2 separate regions of the Homo sapiens genome follow, and region 2 is linked to region 1. The links are chromatin loops, found by intact Hi-C in ENCODE. Cell type or tissue: endothelial cell of umbilical vein. All regions are shown on one strand.

Evidence for each region. Hi-C counts contacts between places; a loop is a spot of excess contacts. Peaks named below come from ENCODE experiments on the same cell type or tissue, not always from the same donor. Only the 100,000 strongest peaks of a DNase experiment are listed, where the experiment ranks them.
Region 2: it touches region 1 in a loop (3-fold over the local background); 1 of 110 quality-filtered maps calls a loop at or near these places.

What each region holds. Positions count from the first base shown.
Region 1 is chr5:59,285,806-59,289,805 of GRCh38, forward strand. All of the region lies in intron 1 of PDE4D (phosphodiesterase 4D), which reads right to left. Among named protein-coding and RNA genes, the nearest start is that of PDE4D-AS1, 250 kb to the left of the region's middle. In endothelial cell of umbilical vein, no CTCF peak of the experiment used is centred here; a DNase peak (open chromatin) is centred at 2,346; H3K27ac peaks cover 2,863 bases.
Region 2 is chr5:59,766,367-59,770,366 of GRCh38, forward strand. The region is part of intron 1 of PDE4D (phosphodiesterase 4D); the gene reads right to left. Among named protein-coding and RNA genes, the nearest start is that of MIR582, 65 kb to the left of the region's middle. RefSeq lists enhancers at 1,376-2,575, 2,261-2,776. In endothelial cell of umbilical vein, no CTCF peak of the experiment used is centred here; DNase peaks (open chromatin) are centred at 215, 1,355, 1,665, 2,395 and 1 weaker place; H3K4me3 peaks cover 2,810 bases; H3K27ac peaks cover 3,433 bases.

The DNA of each region.
Region 1 (4,000 bases):
TGTTTGTGTCATCTTATAAAATCTGCCAATCAGTCACCACTGTCTATGAATGAGATGGCTGTTTCTCTGGATGAAAAGGCTGCATCCTGGCCAGTCTTTAAGAACCTTATCTGGAGCCACTACTAAGTGTTGTCCAATCTGCAACCCCTCACTCTCGATTACTTTCAGATCTTTGCATATGTATCTCTGGCAGGATTATCCTTCCTTTCTTTTACCTCTCTTTTTGGTAAAGATGCATTAGCACATTCGTATTTGTATCAACCACATGAAGACTGTATATCCATGTACTGGATGAGAGGACCGAAGGGCACTAAGTGCTTCCCCTACAAGTTCAGTGGATGAACCAGGTCAGAACTCAAGCCTGGCTGGCTCCAGAAGAGAAATCTGAAGATGACAGGATGAACTCCCATTTATTGATTGCTCACCATGTGCCAGGCACTGGGTAAGATGTTCCACATGTTCTCTCATTTAACATTTAAAACAAACTCACAAGCTAGGTACTATTATTTCTTCCACCACACAGTCAAGAAAACTGAGGTCTACAGGAAGTTAAGTACCATGCCCTAGGTCTTACATTAGGACTTAAACTTAGATTACCCAAATGAAGCATAACCTGGGGAAAGCATAACCTTGAGAACTAAACAAATCGTATTTTAAGTAACATCTCAATAGGAAATTTTTTAAAACTTATTTAAGCAATTCTTTGAAAAGAATGGTAGAATGGGTAAACTTATTACTCTGGACATGGTTTTTTTGTGCACATGACATTGAAATCATTAAAAGTTAGTCACTGTTTTTATTCTAGGAATCACGACTTTCAAATATTTCAATTATTTAGATACCAGACTGCAAGTGTACTCAAAAGTAACTCTTGAAAACAGTGCCATTAAGCAATGACTCCTCATTCTGCACACTCACATTCCCTGGCAACTACTAACCTGTTTTGTATTCTCTATGGACTTACCTATTCTAGATATTTCATTAAAATAAAATACAATATGTGATCAAACAAGTAACTTTTGGAAAAAATGCATTTTTACTTTACTATGTTGGTTCTTTCCTTGGAATTAAGACCATTTATTTTTTATTTCAAAAACACTTTCTTTGGATGTATATTTTCATTTAAAGTTTTCTTTTTGGATGGAGAGGGAGGTGGAGCCATATGGCTAAATAGCAGCCTCCCAAAGGAACAACAAATTGAACAACTCTCCACACAAAAAAGCACCTTCATGCACCTTCATAAGAACCAAAAATCAGCTTAGGTACCAGCTTAGCCACAGCAGGGTAAAGCACCAAAGGGGTTCTAGGGGTTCCTGATTCCAGGGCTTGGCTTTAGATGGTATTTCTGGACCTTCCCTGGCTTACAGGTGGGCCCACTGCCCCAAAATAGATTCCTAGGCCTGGCAGCATTCACCACAAGCTGATTGAAGAGCCCCTGGGCCTTGAATGAACATCAGCAGTAGCCAGACAGTACTTGTCGCAGGCCTGGGGCAGTGGTGGCCACAGGGAGAGACTCCTCTGCTTGTGGAAAGGAGAAGGAAGAGTGGGAAGGACTTTGTCTTGTGACTTGGGTGCCAGCTCACCCACCGTAGAATAGAGTACCGGTAGATTCCTAAGATTTCTGACTCCAGGCCCTGGCTCCTGGACGTCATCTCTAGACCTGCCCAGGACTAGGAGGAACTAGTTGTCTTGAAGGGAAGGATACAAGCCTGGCTGGCTTTACCACCTGCTGATTATAGAGCCCTAGTGCCTTGAGCAAACATAGGCAGGAGCCAAGCAGTGGTTACTGCAGGCTTTGGGCAAGACCCAGTGCTATGCTGGCTTCAGGTCTGACCCTATGCAGTCCCAGTGGTGGTGGCCACAGGGGTATTTGTGTTACCCCTCCCCCAGATCCAGGAAACAGAGACACACACAGAGAGAGAGAGAGAGAGACAGACAGACAGACAGACAGACTGAGACTGAATCTGTTTGTTTGGGAGAAAGTAAGAGAAGAGAAAAAAGAGTCTCTGCCTGGTAATCCAGAGAATGACTCTGGATATTATCCAAGACTACTAAGGTGGTACCTCTGCAAGAGCCACAGTGTTACTGGGCTTGGAGTGCTCCCTAATGCAGATATTCCTGCAGTGACCCAAAACTCAGACCACAACACCCAAGTTTCTTCAAGCATCTGGAAAGCCTCACCAAGAAGGACAGGTACAAACAAGCCCAGACTGCAAGGCTACAATAAATACCCAACTCTTCAATGCCCAGACAACAACGAACATCCACAAGCATAAAGCCTATCCAGGAAAACATGACATCACCAAACAAACTAAATAAGGCATCAGTGACCAGTCCTGGAGAGACAGAGATATGTGACCTTTTAGACAGAGGAAACTCAATGGAATTCAAGATAACACACAGAAGGAATTCAGAATCCTATCAGATAAATTCAACAAAGAGATTAAAATAATTTAAAAGAATCAAGCGGAAATTCTGGAGTTAAAACACGCAACTGACATACTGAAAAATGTCTCAGAGTCTCTTAACAGCACAAAACAATCAAGCAGAAGAAAGAACTGTGAGCTTGAAGACAGCCTACTTGAAAATACAAAGAGAAGACAAAAGAAAAAATAATAAAAAAGAAAGAGGCATTCCTAGAAGACTTAGAAAATAGTCTCAAAAGGGCAAATCTAAGAGTTATTGACCTTAAAAAAAAGTTAGAAAGAGAGATGGGGGTAGAAAATTTATTCAAAGGGAAAATAACAGAGACCTTCCTAAACCTAGAGAAATATAACAATATTCAAGTATAATAAGGTTATAGAACACCAAGCAGATATAACCCAAAGAAGACTAGCTCAAGGCATTCAATACTCAAACTCACAAAGGTCAAAGATAAGAAAGAATCTGAAAAGCGGCAAGAAAAAATAAAGAAAAAACATACACTGGAGTTCCAATATATCTGGCAGCAGACTTCTCAGTGGAAACCTTATAGGGCAGGAGACATATTCACAGTGCTAAAGGGAAAAAAACTTTTATCTCAGGCTAGTATATCCTGTAAAAATATTCTCCAAACATGGAGAAATCAAGACTTTCCCAAACAAACAAAAGCTGAGGGATGTCATCAACACCAGACCTATCCTGTAAGAAATGCTAAAGAATTCTCTTCAATCTGAAAGAAAAGCATATTAATGAGCAATAAGAAATCATCTGGAGGAACAAAGCTCACTAGCATTAGTAAATACACAGAAAAACACAGAATATTATAACACTGTTATTATAGTATGTAAACAACTCATATCTTAAATAGAAAGAATAAAAGATAAACTGATCAAAAATAATAACTACAACTATTTTTTGAAATACAGACAATACAATAAGATATAAAGACAACAGAAAGTTTTAAAGCGGGGGACAAAGTTAAAATGTAGAGTTTTTATTGGTTTTCCCTTTGCTTGTTAGTTTGTTTATGCAATCAGTGTTAAGTTGTTATCAGTTTAAAATAATGAGTTACAATATATTATTTACAAGCCTCCTGGTAATCGCAAATCAAAAAATATACAACAGGTTCTCAAAAAATAAAAAGCAAAAAATTAAAACACGCCACCAGAGAAAATCACTTTTACTAAAAGGAAGACAGGAAGGACAAAAACCATATGACCATTTCAACAGATGCTGAATAAGCATTTGATAAAATTCAACATCCCTTCATGATAAAAATCCTCAAAAAATCGGGTATAAAAGGAAATACCTCAACACAATAAAAGTCATATATAACAGACTCACAGCTGGTATCATACTGAATAGGGTATAACTGAAGACTCTTCTTCCAAGAGGTGGGACAAGATAAGGATGCCCACTTTCACCACTAGTATTCAATATATTAATAATACTGGAAGTCCTTGCTAGAACAATCAGACCAAAGAAAGAAATTTGAAAGGAAGAAGGCAAATTATCCCATTTGCAGAAAATATGATCTTAAATTTGGAAAAACCTGAAGATTCCACCAAAACACTATTAG
Region 2 (4,000 bases), 480 kb after region 1:
AAATGAAATATTGATAGAAATTGTGCTCATGAAGTTTTTCCAAACAGCACCAGAAAAGGAAGTGCCAGAAATGTCAGAAGAAAGCCTATTTTCATGGGATTTCCTGCCTTCCTTACATCCCGACATGTCTAAATAGTTCAGATAACCTCCAGCTGAACTCTAGGTTGCTCCACTCAGACTGAAATCAAACAGCTGAGTTGAGGGCCACTCATTCAGCAATGGGTGCAATTTAGGAACTGCAGTGATAAAGCAGCGCAACCAAAAGGGACACTGGACACGGAAATTCTGGTCCTGGCTCCGTAGGAACTCATGCCAGCTCTCCTGCTCTGGCACCCGATGCCTGGCCTTGAGCCAACCTTCTCCTTCAGTGCATCTCCCAGTGTTTATTCATGCCTTTCTTTTATTCACTGTTTGTTGCTCACAATTTTTTCCAAAAAGAAAATCTTCCTCAAAGAGAAGCCATCATTTCCCAATAACTGCTTTAAGACAGAAAAAGTCAATGTTTGTCTCACTCCTCTTATGGCCATTACATCTACCAAACTCAGAAATGCCATCTAGGTGTTAAAATCCTGGGGACAATAACACTTTCCCAGTCAGAGATCTAGCTACTTAAAACCAAATTTTTGAGGTTGGTCATGTCTTTGGGTGTGACATGGCTTTTATTTCCTTTGTCATTGACTTTCATCTATAACATCAATGCATTCCTGAGCACGGTCTTGTCACTGGTTTAGGTTTTAATTCCTTTTACTTTTTGCTGCTTTCCTCCTAAAAGCCTTGTTTCTGCTTTTTTTTTCCCTCCCATTGCTAACGTACATACTGTTTAGTTAGTTATGGCAAAACTGTAAAAAATTATTTAGTCATACAGTTTCTCAACTAACACACTCATTCTTTTTTGTTATGTTTTCTTTATCATAATTTATACTCATCTTATCAAAATGTAGATGTAATGTATAGAACCTACTACTACCTGAAATTATCTAAGTGTGTAACATAGACCCTAGTACTTGGACTCACTGATCAGAGTTTGGAATGGCCTCTACTCAGGCAGAAACTCCAAATACTCCAAATAAGCTCACATGATGGTCTGTTTTAATATTTGGGTTTTTCTTCTTTTTTTTTTTTCCAAGAGCAGGAAAAGATGAGGAATCCTCCAGAAAAATACATGGAAGCATATGCATGAAACAAATTCACCCATTATAAAGAAGATAAAAATATTCACAAAGAAAATAAAAAGATTGGCAAAATGTTCTAACAATCCAAATTCAAAGAACACAACAATACTACCAAGTACCAGCCTGCAACTTTCTGCGTAGAATTCCTAATCCCTTTCTTCTTTCCTTTGGAAAGGCATGTTTAAGATTATGAATACTGTATATCAAAGTCAGGAGTGAGGAAGGGCTTTATGAAGACACACCACCATTACACACACACTGTATGTGTCTCTGTCCAAGTGGGGATCATGCAGAAAACAGAGCAAACTATGATTTTCCTCCCCTCATTTCTGGTCCTTTCTTTCCTCAGCTGTTGGGGAAGCTGGCAGGGAAATTGGTTTAAGGAATCAAAGAAACGCCACTACGTACGTATGGGAATAAAACTGCATTCTTATTTGACATCTGGCATCCAATTTTCTTGTAGGAACTTGCAATAGGAATTGAACTTTGAGAACCACCCACCTCAACCACTCCTAGTACCAGTCTCCAGGATTCTTGCCCTGACTTGGACATTTGTGGGATTTATGGTTAAGGGAGATCACTTGGCCATAAATCCCCGGTGAGGAATGATGATGGTCCTCCCTCCCTACCCCCAAAATTAAAGGCGCGAGAGCAGGACTCCCTGAAGGGAAACGGCCACCATTTCTGCGAGGTCTGCGCAAACCTTACCATGTATGTGCCACCGTGAAACGCCGCTGTTTGGGGATGTTGCTGCTGAGAAGCATTCTGCGCAGAAGCCTGGGGGAATTTCTCGGAGAGATCACTGGAGAGAGCTTGGGAGAAACCGATTTCCTCGCTGTCTTGGACTTCTCATGCTGCAACAGGTTTTCTCGCAAGGATTTCACAAGGTCTTCGTTCAGCCACGGGTTTGGACAATGCGGATTATCCACTTCAGGTACTGTTAAAGTGTCCGGGCTTGTCTGCTGAGCCATTTTCCTGGTCAACTTTGTACAGCTGGCAAGAATCCAGGGCAACGTGGTTCCCTCGCTCACGGTCCCGGAAATGTCCAGGGAAGCAGGTCTGAGCCTGCTGCTGTTAGTGCATTCAGTCGCCTGCCTCAGTCTCTCTGTAGAGCCTGGGGCTGGGTGCAGAGGAGGCGAGCGCACTCCTCCGCGGAAGCGTATTAAACGTCACCCCTCCTCTCCCAAGCCCCTGCCAAAGATCACTGACAAGCTCGCATAGCAAATGAACAAGGAGGGAAAGCACCGCGCTCGCACGGCTTTGTCCGTGCTACAAAGCAGCCTGTTAAACTATTGGAACTAATGCGCCGCAGCTGCGCGAGTGACTTCTGCTGCTTATGTACATAAAAAGTCCTGGGGGGAGGGCTTAACCATCAGATGCCTGCTGCTGGGTTGTTTGGCTAGTCTTTCCATTTGCTTATTCCTGAATCCAAAGGAAAGAAAAACTTTGAACTTGACCTTCCTCTCCCGCAGGGCTATTTATCTCCCTACAGTCCACGTTCATAAAAGAAAAATGCCAATCCTTTGTTTTTTTCTCTCTTTTTTTTTTAATAAGGGAAGAATAAACAAGCACTAGCTACACAAGGAGAAATACTTCCCTGCTTACTAAACTCAATCTGATGAACCACATAAGACAAATCCCATGAGAATGAAATTGACTTTTTCTCCCTCTGTCTCTAGTTAGAACCCAAACAAACAAAAGGTTTCAAAATACTACACATGGAACGCTTTACAGGTTGCAGTTGTGTTCTACAACCTTATTAATTAGGGCCCTTTCAAAGAACTAACAACACTATTTAGACTCACAAATGATATGTTTTCTCTTTGCATTTAAACTAATGCCCCTCCAGAAGGACAGATAGTTTTCATAAGAGTAGTTTCAATTACTATTTGTGATATATACAATTTTATGTATTCAACTATAAGAGGGTGGAATACATCTAGCTTTTCGTGATTTCCTTTATTGCCTTTTAATGTAAGATTTTTATGTGTGATGAATAGAGCTTCAACAAACTTATTCAGAGAGCTTAAAAGAAATAATTTTGCAATTGGAAAAAAAGTAAAAATGTTGTAACAAGAAAGTATGAAGTAAAGCCTGTTAAATCTCATTTATGTGGACACTAGAAGTGCAGACATTAAACAGCATTGGAAAGAAACTCAAACCTTTGCATAGGGAAGTTCCCAGTAGCTTAGTGATGCTACAGACCATGTGGGATTGAAATCAAATCACATCTCTAACGATCTAGGAATATTTTATGTTTCTTAAAAACCCAATAACTTAGGGAGCTACAAAATGCATCCAGAAAAAAAAAAATGGAGACTGGAATGATTCTTTTTGTTTCCTATGATTACTATTAGGTCAATTTTAAAAGTTTATTCTGTTTCCCTGCCCCCCTGGTTGCTCCATTTTAAGTTCCAATTCCTTGTCTTTTAAATGTTTACAGAAAAGTGTACTCTGAGGTTCTATTCACAGAAGGACAGGGTCAACCACTTGGTCCATCTTTCCTGTTAGCATGCCCACAACAATTCAATGACACATAAGTGCTATGACTTCATCAAAAAATGTTAGACAAATATTTGAATTTGAAGAATCAGGATATGATTATTCTTATTCTCATAATTTTTACCAATATAAAAGTTTTTGTCACTTTACATCATTAAGTGGCAAGGTATGTGTGTGCATGTGTGTGTGTATTGTCTATATATATACTATATTTCTATACAGTGGGCTGAGGGACTGAACGGCCTTAGAAGTTGTGCAAAACAGGTGTGCAATGCTTGCCCTCAAGGAGCTTGTAACTTAATGGAAAGGATTGGACAATACTTAGA